Regions from separate parts of the Homo sapiens genome. Here region 1 is linked to region 2. Evidence: chromatin contacts called from ENCODE POLR2A ChIA-PET data. All regions are on one chromosome and are shown on one strand. Each heading gives the region's core, a stretch centred on a gene start or an enhancer-like site at or near the end of the contact. The rest is flanking DNA. Distances are from core to core; before and after follow the strand shown.

The links. ChIA-PET counts read pairs that join two places held with the same protein, here RNA polymerase II (POLR2A).
Region 1: POLR2A ChIA-PET joins it to region 2 with 12 read pairs in GM12878. The contact joins two enhancer-like sites. POLR2A ChIA-PET finds 5 or more read pairs at or near these places in 2 of 52 experiments (GM12878 and activated CD4-positive, alpha-beta T cell).

The regions. Positions count from the first base shown.
Region 1 is chr2:9,695,318-9,701,885 of GRCh38, reverse strand. The region is part of intron 3 of LOC105373418 (a long non-coding RNA gene); the gene reads right to left. Among named protein-coding and RNA genes, the nearest start is that of YWHAQ, 68 kb to the right of the region's middle. Within about 2 kb of position 3,770, at least 2 of the 41 ENCODE cell types and tissues checked have a DNase peak (open chromatin) inside an H3K27ac peak, as active enhancers do.
Region 2 is chr2:9,536,451-9,542,947 of GRCh38, reverse strand. ADAM17 (ADAM metallopeptidase domain 17) reads left to right here. Exons shown (of 19, transcript NM_003183.6): 3 at 6,120-6,250. Among named protein-coding and RNA genes, the nearest start is that of ADAM17, 16 kb to the left of the region's middle. RefSeq lists an enhancer at 994-1,173. Within about 2 kb of position 3,552, at least 14 of the 41 ENCODE cell types and tissues checked have a DNase peak (open chromatin) inside an H3K27ac peak, as active enhancers do.

The DNA of each region.
Region 1 (6,568 bases), core at 2,521-5,020, 160 kb before region 2:
ATAGACAAAATATACTTAAATCAGACACCAGAAGCAAAAATTATAGGCTAAAAAAATTATCAAATTTGACCACATCAGAATTTAAAACTTCATATAAATAGCTAATTGCTTCAATACCATTTATCAAATAGTATGTCCTTTCCTCTCTGATGTATGATGCCATTCTATCGTAAACTCAGTTCCCATATATGCACAGGTCTTTTCTCTGTTTTATTGCTCTGTGGATCTATATATGCTCTATCAATACACTTCTGGTTTAAGAGAGAGGTCTTTCAAAATTCAACCCTGTGTAACTCCCCTGTTCAAAAGTCACCGATAAAAGACACCATAGACAAAATTAAAACATAAGTATTGATTGGAGGAAAATATATGCAAAACATGATAGACAAAGGATTGGTATCAAGGATGTTTAAAGAACTCCCATAAAATAACAAGGAACAGACAAATGGGCAAAATATATGACTAGGTAATTTACAGTAGAAGAAACCCAAATGGGTTTACTCAACAGAATTAGGAATCAGAAACAGGCAAATTACAACAAGATACCACGGTCACCCATCAGATTAGCAAAACAAAGTCTAACAACATCAAGTGTTGGAAAGGTTGAGGGAAATGGGTCTTCCCATATACAATGGATGGGAGTGTAAATTGACACCATCATTTTGGAGGGCAATTCAGCAGTATCTAGGGAAACTGCAAGTGTAACCCAGCAAGGCTCCTTCTAGGTGTTTAGATAAATGCTTGTACCTGAGTACACAAGGCAACAGGTATGAGGGGGTGATCACAGTGTTGTCTGTAATAGGGAAGAACTGGAAACCATGTACATAACCATCAATAGGAGAAGGCATAAATAAATTGTGAAATGGTCCTGCAGAGGGATTCCAGACAGTAGTTCGGGGGATAGACTAGGGTTATGCGAGCACAAATAAGAGTAGATCTCAAGATGTAACAAAGAATGGATGCGCATGAAACACACTAATCTCACAGCACCAGTCTGTCACATAGGTAGTAATGAAGAGAAAGGAATAAACTGGAAATGGAAGCTGGGAGTTGACAAACAGAGGAGGTGATGTGAACTAGCACAGTGGAATCAGTTCCCTCAGTGGAAACTAGAGTCTCAGGATTCCAGACTGGGAAGGAGCCTCTGAGGGTCCATGATCCAAAACTCTCCTTTTCCAGACTCCCTATTTCCCACTCATCCTCATAGATGCCCAGGCTTTTTCTCTGACCTGAGCTGTCTTCTATTTTGGGGGAATCACTACACATATTGAAGACAAGAGGACTGACCCTCGAAGAAACCAAGATGGCAGCAAAGGTAGTTCCCAGTCTAGGCAGCGAGTTGTAGTAATCAAGGACATATTGAGGCCCTACCATTAGCCCAGCATTGAGATTTTAGATTGAGTTATAAAGATGGGCAAGGTAGATAAGATGTAAAACAGAACAGAGATTGCCAAGCATGAGGAAGCACAAGGGAAGTGCAAGTTTCAGCAGGTCTGGAGAGGAACCCAGGAATCTGTGTTTTTAAAACACACTTAAAGTTATTCTGTTCTAAGTAGTCCACAAACCTTATTTTAGAAAAAATGTCATAGCATACTGGCGCTGAGAGGAACTTAGAGAATGTCCAATCCGATGTCCTAATTACAAGTGAGAAAACGGAGAACTAGAGAACTGACTTGTCAAAGAAAGCTAAAAAGCTACCTTAGTGGAATACGAAGAGGAACACTGATATTAAACCCTATCCTACCTCAAGTATAGACCCAGAAGGCACTTCACCTACATTGTCTCAATTCTCCCAACAATTGAGGCTCAGAAAAGTTAAGTAAGTTGTCCAAGATCTCTTAGCCAGACAGCAGTGGGGCCAAACTCATACCTAGCTTCATCAGACTCCAAAGGCTAAAAAGTCTTTCCAAAGGAAGCACAAAGGCAAGAAATTGACTTATTTTCATAAGGTTTCACCAAAAGAGAAGTGCTAGAGTTTCCATTTCCTCTCCTAGTCTTTTTACTTTTTCATGTTGGAGGGGTGGGTAGAAGAAGGTTTGGAGTTGTTCTCACTCTTCGGTGAACCTTTCCAATCGCCCGTGTTCCAGCAGGGTTCAGCCCAACCTCAGGCCAAAGCCCACAGAACCATCTGGAAAAGTGCAGGTCTGGAAACCTCCTCAGTCAGCCTTTTTTAAAAAAACTTAAGACCTGATGAGTCACTGTGGAACCAGTCACAGATAGGCATGTGCCTTCTTCAGATGCCTTGGTCCGTGGCTGTAGGGAACGTTCTCTGCAGAAGTGTAGATCAGAAGTCCCCCCAGGTGGGCCCATGATGATGCATACAGCTCGAGAACACACGGTTCTGCCCCGGGCCACTCAGTGTGTCACTCGGGATGCTGAACAATGTGAGATCCTGGCTCCAAGGTAGTTATGTTCCCCAAACATACTGTTCGTTATCTCCTCACTTCTGTGCACACCTTTGAACACCTTCTGCTGCAGATGTCCTTTCTCCTCCAGTTGGTGAACGCCTGCCCCTCCCCTATGGTCCATATAGAATAGCTCCTTGTATAGTCACGTGACCATACTGACGTATGCTTGGGGCAACTGGTGAAAATAAGCTTTAGCTAAATAACTTTGATGAAGATCTAGACAAACAGAGCAGGACAGACAGAACCGGGTCAGTCCAAGGATAGGACTCCTGGATGAGTAAACCATTACTCTATCAACCCTCTTCAGGGACATCGCAAAAAGAACAGTGTCTTGCACTGACTAAGCAGCCTGGGACAAGTCTCTTTCCCTCTCTGAACCCCCGAATCCCCTCTTTAAAATGGGGACACTGGGGCCGGGCGCAGTGGCTCATGCCTGTTGTAATCCCAGCACTTTGGGAGGCCAAGGTGGGTGGATCACCTGAGGTCAGGAGTTCGAGACCGGCCTGGCCAACATGGTGAAACCCCTTCTCTACTAAAAATACAGAAATTAGCTAGGCGTGGTGGCGGGTGATACCAGCTACTTGGGAGGCTGAGACAGTAGAATCGCTTGAACCTGGGAGGCAGAGGTTGCGATGAGCCAAGATTGTGCCACTGCACTCCAGCCTGGGCAACAAGAGTGAAATTCCATCCCAATAAATAAATAAATAAATAAATAAATAAATAAATAAAAATTGGGATACTGGATGTTTCTTACAGGTCCCCCAGCTCTGACAACTTTATGGCTTCATGACTCTGGGTCCCCTTTCTCTTCTCCTGAGGGTCATCTGGTGCCCTGGAGAGTGTATGTCCCCACCTGTTGATGCCGGCACTGGCCTCTGCCCTCACTGGCCTCAGCCTAAGGTGGGGCTCACTCTGCTTGGTTTTCTAGTTTCTCCTCTTGGTGTCCCCTCCCTCGGTCTTCTGGAACACTCAGCTGTGGAACGCTCGGCAAGCAGGGATCTCTCAGGCCCTTATCTTGCTGTTCCTACCATGCCACCCTGTCTCCCTGCCATCCTGCTCCATGACAGCACAGAGGCCCTGCACAGCCCTCTCCTCCCAGAGTCCCAGACAGCGTGCAGAGCACCTGCTCAACCTACCTGGGGTCTGTGCTGCTCCCACCCTCACCCTCGCCAGCCTTCTGACCCTTCTCTCAGGGACTCACAATAGCAACCCACTTACTTCCTTTTCAGACTCTCTCTAAACTCTTTCCCCCAGCCTGAAAAGGCGCTCACCATCTCTCTGTGATGGAAAAACCACTGGGTGGTTCGTGGCGTGAACTCTGTGCTCTGAGGCCTTTGGACTTTGTTCATAATATTGAAACCAGGCTGCTGGGGAAGGTGGCAGACAGAACATCTCATTTCACTCCCTCCCAAAAGTCCACCAGAATGATAGTAAACAGATTCACACACACACACACATATGCACAGACATACATCCAACCACACACATGCACACACATACGTGCACACACACAAATAACAGGAGAGCAGACCACGATGTTTGCAAGCAGATGGAAGAATGGTAACAGACTTAGCAGGCCCCAGAAAGCAAAATCTCCAACCCACACTAGAGAAAATTGAGAACCAACTAGATGCACACCTTGGAATTCTCAAGAAATCAACAGTATCAAGAACCTCTGGCACTCAAGTAAACGGGTTACTAAAATAAGGAGGATTGACTCAAAGGATCCAGAAAAGTAGTTGAGTCCCAAGGTCCCCTCTTCACTCATGAGCACCTGCCCTTTCCCTCCCCAGGAGAAGATTGGAGGTCTCTTCTCAGGAGAAGAGTAAAAGTGGTTCTTGGGATTGGGGGATGCAGGCACAGTTGAGGACATACACTCTCACCACAGATGGCAGGTTTAAGCGAATACATGAATGCTGAATGCTCAGACCACTGCCCCCATAGCAGACCTGAGGTCTGAAGCTGGGTCTTTGCCTCGGTGAAGAGACTGGAAATGTCTTCTCTAGAGAACTGAGCCACGGAGTGCACCTTTCCTCATTAGGCATTCAGACACACACCAGACCTCATCTCTGGGACATTTCAGAATACTGTGGACAAACAGAAGATCCTGCAAGCTTCCAGAGACGGGAACAGGTCACTTTCCAAAAGCTAGGAAGTAGAATGGGCTTCATTTCTTTTTCTTTTCCTGTTTTTTGAAACAGAGTCTCGCTCTGTCATCCAGGCTGGAGTACAGAGGTGCGATCTCAGCTCCCTGCAACCTCCACCTCCCGGGTTCAAGTGATTCTCATGCCTCAGCTTCCCAGAGTAGCTGGGATTATAGGTGTGCATCACCACGCCCAGCTAATTTTTGTATTTTTAGTAGAGATGGGGTATCGCCATGTTGCCCAGACTGGTCTTGAACTCCTCACCTCAAGTGATCCACCAGCCCTGACCTCCCAAACTACTGGGATTACAGGCTACCACACCCAGCCCAGAATGGGCTTGATATCCTATAGCAACCCTGGAAACTAAAAGATAGGAGAGCAATGACTTTGGAATTCAAGGGATACTGGTTTATGATCTAGAATGCTACAAATAGCTAACCTATTCATCAGGGAGAGGTTAGAACAGGACACGTTCAGACACACAAGGACCCAAAAGGCTTACCTGCAATGACTCCGTTCTCGGGAAACCTCTAGAGAATGCCCCCCTTTAAAAGGAGGGGTAACCCAAGAAAGAGTCACTGGGCACAGAAAACAAGCACCCCCGCATGGAAAGGCAGCTGAGGGTGGTCCCTAGATGAGGCACAGGCAGATGCTGGGATGACAGGTGCGCTCTGGACACAGGGCGCAGGTAGGAAAGTGCCTGGAGAGACTGACCATTTCAGGAAGATGAACCTAGCAGTGCCTGGTACATTGGAATGTCTCGAGAGGACCTTGAGACAACTGGTGAAAAGTTTGGAGTTGAATTGGTGATAAGCACACAGAAAATTAAACCATAAAAAGACAATTATTAACTTCAAGGATAACAAAAATTTGAGTAGAGAAGGAAAACTAGTCATGATATTTACTATATTTTTTAACTGATCTAAAGTATTTCCATGGCTTAATGACATATGGTGGCTATGAATCTAACCAAAATTATATCATAATTCCATAGGGATGAAAGAGTGTAGGAAGGTGTATAGCAGATGCACCTGACAGCAATAACTCAAGCACACCCTGAGAGTGACCCTGTGTGTGTTCTGCATTCTGAGCTAAGGAATCTTGGAGTGGCCAACCTGAAAATTCCCTCCTTATCTATAAATGGCATCTGAACCCCTGGTCCGTTCCTTTGAACACAGGTTGTACAAGGAATCGAGAAGCCCTTTGTTTTGGGTTAAATGAAGGTTGCTAGGTGGAGGTTGCTAAGTGAAAATGCTACATAAACTGCACGCTTTTTACAAACAGTAGCAGTTCTCCTGTCCAGCTGCCACTCCTGAACTGTCCTGTAGGTAAGCCCTCAATAAACCCTACGTTTCGTTCACTGGATCCGGGTCTCTTCTTTGGCCTCCTGGACACGGTGTGGTACCATCCCTTAGAGACAACAGGGGTTCGGCCTGACTGAAGGATTCACATGTGTAGGGGTAGCAGAGGGTGGAAAATGAGCTTAATTTCCACCTTCCAGAATGAGAAGTCAGTGATGGGGTCCACACTGAAAAATTAAAAAGTGATTATGCAGCCGGGCGGGTGGCTCATATCCCAACACTTTGGGAGGTGGAGGTGGGTGGGTCACCTGAGGTCAGGAGTTTGAGACCAGCCTGGCCAACATGGTGAAACCCCATCTCTACTAAAAATACAAAAAAAATTAGCCAGGCGTGGTGGTGGGCGCCTGTAATCCCAGCTACTTGAACGTTGAGGCAGGAGAATCGTTTGAATCCAGGAGGCAGAGGTTGCAGTGAGCCAAGATCGCGCCATTAAACTCCAGCCTGGGTGACAAGAGCGAGACTCCGTCTAAAAAAAAAAAAAAAAAAGTAATTATGCAAGCCTGTCTTCTAGAGATAGACAGGCATCCCGATAATCAGCTAAAAACACTTTGGGAGGCCGAGGTGGACGGATCTCTTGAGCTCAGGAGTTCAAGACCAGCCTGGGCAACATGGCAAGACGACCATCTCTACTAAAAATACAAAAATAAATTCGCTG
Region 2 (6,497 bases), core at 2,303-4,802:
GACATGTGGATTGCTTGAGCTCAGGAGTTTGCCCAAGCTCAGCCTGGGCAACATGGCAAAACCCCGTCTCTACTAAAAGTACAAAAATTAGGCATGGTGACACGTGCCTGTAATCCCAGCTACTTGGGAGGCTGAGGCAGGAGAATCACTTGAACCAGGGAGGTGGAGGCTGCACTAGCCGAGATGGTGCCACTGCACTCCAGACTGGGCAACAGAGTGAGACTCTGTCTCAAAAAATAAATAAATAAAATAAATAAAGTTCATACTGATGAGTATTTTTAAAAAAGTAAATAGATATTGCAGAGGTGTTAATGATGGTAACGATGTTTAGAAAATTCTAACATAATTTAAATTAATTGAATGCTTATAAAACCTTTTGTTTTTGGTGCTACTTTATAACCATCAATCATGTGCTAAATATTATCTTTATATATGAAGAGATAAAGATTTTGTTCAGGACCCCACAGCCTGGTGGTGAGCTGGGTCTAGATTTTACTGTTCTATTTATTTATTTAGCTAACTAGTTACTTAGTTTCCAGGATTCTTTAACCTGCTTCATATTTATTTATTTTTAAAAACAGGGTCTTGCCATGTTGCCAAGGCTGATCTTGAACTTCTGGGCTCAGGTGGTCTTTCCATCTTGGCCTCCCAAAGTGCTGGGATTACAGGTGTGAGCCACCATGCCTGGCCCAAATTTAATATTCTTTCTACATTGAGTTCCTCTTACTTCTTAGCATAAATTGATGGATATGTTCTATTTCAGTAGTAATTTTAATACCACGTATTGTTTTGCACATTGAAATGTTAAATAATTGCAGGCCTCTTTTTAAAGTCTTTAGGAAGCTTTATTCAGTATCAAAAAACAGACACATGGAGAATTGACTGAATTATTCTTTATTTATTTATTTTTTTGAGAGTCTTGCTCTGTCGTCCAGGCTGGAGTGCAGTTGTGTGATCTTGGCTCACTGCAACCTCTGCCTCCTGGGTTCAAGCGATTCTTGTGCCTCAGCCTCTCAAGTAGCTGGGACTACAGGTGCACAGCACCACGCCTGGGTGATTTTTGTTATTTTTAGTAGAGACAGAGTTTCACCATGTTGGCCAGGCTGGTCTTGAACTCCTCACCTCAAGTGATCCACGATCTCGGCCTCCCAAAGTGCTGGGATTACAGACAGGGGCCACTGCATCTGGCCATCTTTATTCTTTATATAGGACAAGCCTTCTCAACTATGTTAAAAAATAAAAGGAATATGTGCGTCTGGTTTAAAAAACAAGCCATGGAGGATATGCAAAGTTTTTACTTCTAACTCAGTTAGACTTCTCAGACCCAGAGAGGTTTCCTTTGTAAACTTCCAATTTTTTGTTTTGTTTTGTTTTTTGTTTTTTGAGACAGAGTTTTTGCTCTTGTCGCCCAGACTGGAGTGCAATGGCACGATCTTAGCTCACTGAAGCCTCCACCTCTCGGGTTCAAGCAGTTCTCCTGCCTCAGCTTCCCGAGTAGCTGGGATTACAGGAGCCCACTGCCATGCTCAGCTAATTTTTGTATTTTTAGTAGAGATGAGGTTTCACCATGTTGGCCAGGATGGTCTTGAACTCCTGACCTCAGGTGATCCACCTGCCTCAGGCTCCCAATGTGATGGGATTACAGGTGTGAGCCACCGTGCCCGACCCAAAATATTTTAATGCATGTTTTTTGCCTATAGGTCTCTGTGTGTGTATAGGTGATATAGATAGCATATTTACCTCATTTTAAACAGCTGCATAAATATTCCTATTGCATAGAATTGTAACAACATACTGACTAATACACTACAGATGGATATTGTTTAACCAAAGTGATTTTTTTAATACAACAAACAGTGCTCTAGTGAGTATCTTTGTAAATGTGTACCTTGATGAGGTGTTTTTATAGGATATATTCCTGGAAGGAGAATTACTGGGTCAAGGATATGTATACTATGTTTATTGATATTGCTCTTTCCTCCCAAAGAGATTTGACAAATTTATTCTTCCAGCAGCAATATATGAGTTTACCTGTTTCCTGTTATCTTTGCCAATAGTAGGTTTATCAGCCTTTAACTGTCACCCCTCTAAAGGGCATGGCATTTTATAGTTGTTTTGATTTTCATTTTGTGTGACATTGAGCATCTTTTTATATATTTGTAAGTAATTTGTTTTATATTTCTGTAAACTGCCTTTTTATCTCTTTTGACTATTTTTCTATTGAATTTGTCTTTCTAACTACTGAATTGTAGCAGTGCTTAGTATATTAAGGAGATTGGTTCATTGTCATGTGGTTATTTTAGGCAAATTTTTAATGCAAATTAATTTTTCCTAGCTATTGCAATTATCCTTAGGTTATTTTTTAATGACTTCTTTTTATTCGATTTTATGTCAGAATATTATAGTATTGGTTATTAGCTTTCAACTTACACCAAATTTGAGCAGATTGGTAATATTAATAGCTACAGTTAATCAGGTACTTATTTTCTGTAATTTACTGGCATTTTACATAAGTTATCTCTAAAAGTGATTCCTTTTTTGAAGGAACAAAAAAAAAAAAATTAAGGCTTAGACAGCTTAGTAACTTGCCCAAGATTACTCAGCTAGTAAATGACAGATACAAGATTTGAACAAAGGTTGGACTCCAAAACTTGTGTTATTTCTGCTATACTGGTGGAGAGTTTGGTGAAGAAGTGGATATAGTAGCAAGAAATAAGTAGGAGCGAAGGAAGAGTGAGGAAACTATAAAATGAAAAGAACTCAAAGTTTAGCTTTTTGGGTTTCTTTGGATTTGAAGTGGCCTGTAGAATCCGTATTCTAGAGGCAAAAACTTCCATAGCCTTACATATTTCTCTTTCAAGTTTCGTAGATGACATTGATTCCCTAAGAAAATATTAAATCGTAGCCACTTGTTATCTTTTCTCTGTGTAAGAAAGCAGGGAAGTATGTAATTTATTTTACAAAGTTTCCATACTAAATATTTAATGGGAAATTTATCTAACAGTCTATGGAATTTTATACCAGGTGTTTTAAAATAGGTTATTTCCTTTAATCCCCAAAACCGTTCAGTTATTAGGTGATATTATTTCCATTTGTAGATAAATACTTAGGATTCAAAGATTGAGGCCAAGGTCGGACAGTGAGTAAATGAAAGTAGGACTTAAGCCAAGTTTGTCAGACTCCAAAGCCCATACCCTTTCTTTTCTATCATATTGCGTCATTAAAGTTTAAAACAAGAACAAAAACAAAGATAGCTGAAGTAATCAGTTTGTATCAGGGCTGAATTAACTCTATGAAACCCCTCATTACTTGATGGTAAATGAGAAGATTCCGTTTTTCGATAGCAGTGGAAGGCAAAGTAATTTAAACCAAGATCATTGCATTAAATTTGGATGTAACTATTAGAGGTTGAAAAAGCATAGAAACACTGAGAGGTTGTATGAAGAGTTGAAGTAACTTAAGAAAAAAAGAAACTTGTTTAAAATTTGCCTTACAAGTTTCATTTCCTTTTTGTTATAAATCAAGAAATTATCAGCTAGGCGTGGTGACTCACACATGTAATCCCAGCACTTTGGGAGGCCGAGCTGGATGGATCATGAGGTCATGAGGTCAGGAGATCGAGACCATCCTGGCTAACACGGTGAAACCCCGTCTCTACTAAAAATACAAAAAATTAGCCAGGCGTGGTAGCAGGCGCCTGTAGTCCCAGCTATTTGGGAGGCTGAGGCAGGGGAATGGCGTGAACCCAGGAGGTGGAGCTTGCAGTTAGCCGAGATTGCGCCACTGCACTCCAGCCTGGGCGACAGAGTGAGACTCCGTCTCAAAAAAAAAAAAAAATCAAGAAATTATCTTATTTTTAAATAACGAAAAAGCTGCGGAGTATATACTGTTTTGATACTTTTTTGATGTTGCCTGAATTTTTTTGGAAAAAGTTAAATGTTTCTCCTAAAAGTGAAATATATCAGATTACTTGAGAAGGTCTAGAACTGATAAAGAAATGAAAGTGATATACCTGACTAAATGGACCATTAAAAATGGTTAGGGTAATAATGTTAATTCAAACTGGTTAGCTGGTCTTTAGTTACTGTAAATTCTTAAGTCAAAAGTCAGAAAGATAAAACGTTAAAGAAATCTGTAAGAAAATGACTTCACATAATTTTGGGAGGATAAAGTAAAAGAAATTTTGACATTCTGTTGGACGTTTTATAACTCAAAAGCTAATATTGGAAAATCAAAAAACATGAATTTTATAATCGCTTGGTCTTTATCTTTAGAAAAGATTCTTAATGTAGCAAATGAAAAATGCAATTCCACTGATTTCTTTCTGAAAAGAACATTAAGTAATGTTGCAACTCTTAGCTTTAAAACAAAATAATAAGACATTTATAATAAGTATGCTTTTGAAAGTTCTCAGCATAACTGGAGGGAAAAATCATAACTGAGAATGTGTGGGAAGATATGTTTTAGGATAGCAGAAGAAAATGTTCCAAGGATTTACGAAATAATGTTCTATTGTCTTTTCCCTTTGACCATTAAAAAACCACAAGCAAACTAAAATTACCTTGTTATGCTCAAAAAGTTAAAAATATTTGTTGCCATGGAGATAGTCCCAGTCTAGATTTCTTTCCGGTAGTTTAAAGACTTTTGCAATCCCATGGGGAAGTAATATATTTTCAGTACAACAGCTGACAAAATTTGTTTCTGTGGGTGAGATGAATAATATACCTTTCTTTGTCTTTGGTGTTCATGGACACATTGAAAGACTATAAATAATACTTGAGAAAGTCTTGCTCACCACTCCTAGTTTTCATGTAAGGATGGAAAGTCATAGAAAACAAAAAGAATAGTAAGCCAATTAAAGAACTGGACTGAAACTCAACAAAAAGAATAGTAAGCCCACTAAAGAACTGAAGTGTATACCCCCTCCCCTCTCCTCCCCTCCCTTCCCCTCCCCTCCCTTCCCCTCCCTTCCCCTTCCCTTCCCCTCTCTTCCCCCTCCCCTTCCCCTCTCCTCCCCCTCTCCTCCCCTCTCCTCCCCCTCTCCTCCCCTCCCCTCCCCTCCCCTCCCCTCTTTTCCTGTCTTCTGGTGCCAATGGAGTCTATATTCTAATGTCTGTCTTAGATACCTTGTATTTATTTTCCTAACTGTAATTGTGGGTTACTTTTTTGCAAGATATGTTGTTTTGAGGAGGAAAAAAAGCACGAGTACTTTTTTTTTTTCTTATTTTGAGCGGGAGTCTCGCGCTGTCAACCAGGCTGGCGATCTCGGCTCACAGCAGGCTCCGCCTCCCGGGTTCACTCCATTCTCCTGCCTCAGCCTCCCAAGTAGCTGGGACTATAGGCACCCGCCACCATGCCTGGCTAATTTTTGTATTTTTAGTAGAGATGGGGTTTCGCTGTGTTAGCCAGGATGGTCTCGATCTCCTGACCTCGTGATCCGCCCAGCTCAACCTCCCAAAGTGCTGGGATTACAGGCGTGAGCCACTACGCACGGCCGCATGAGTACTTTTAAATATAGAAAGCAGCATTTATTAATTTTGCACAGCAATAAGAATTTTCTCATAGTCCACCCAGCTTGATAGAGACAGCATAGTACAGGGTTTTGAAATAAACCAGGTTTATTTCCCAGTTTCACCATTTACTAGCTGTGTAACTTTGAGTAGGTTGATTAGCTTCCAAGCCTCAATTTGTACTTGTGTGAAGTGGGGATAATAGATGCATAGTACCTAACACCAAGTAGGTGTTCAATAAATGGTATATAATAGGATTAGTTTTTGATAATAATTTTTTTAGATAATCAGGATTCCAACTTAACTACGCAGTCATGTGTGTTTCCTTATTCTTCAGTGTTTTCCAGGAGAGATGAATGTATAAGTTCTTTGAATATCTTTACCCTAGTGTGAGTTTATTGTGATCTGCTGTTTTTATAGCTAAATAAATTAGTTCATTTGTCGTTACAGGAGATATATTGCTCTAAGTACCTAATAAGACTTTAGTTGTAACTTGCATAGTGTTTTATTAATGTCAATGCTTCTGGCTTTTTAAGAAAGTTTAATTATGTGAAAATGAGACTTAAAATTTGTGTGCTTAGAGTAAAATATGAATGCATTTTTCTTCAGGCATTTTAAATTATACCTGACATCAAGTACTGAACGTTTTTCACAAAATTTCAAGGTCGTGGTGGTGGATGGTAAAAACGAAAGCGAGTACACTGTAAAATGGCAGGACTTCTTCACTGGACACGTGGTTGGTTAGTATGGAGCTTGTTGGTTTGCCCCTGTGTCTGGTGTATTAGGTCTCCAAATCTAACTTGATTGCATATTCTTTTCTGGTGCAGGATAGTGGGGACGGGGTGTCATAGAAGTGCTATTCTTTGACTTTTCTTTGAGGTATATAAGTTTAGAGGCAGGAACATTCTAATAGAAGGAAATGAGTATTATCTAAATGTCATACTAGCTGGCTGGTTTAATGATTAAAATTAAATTCTTCTTAAGTGA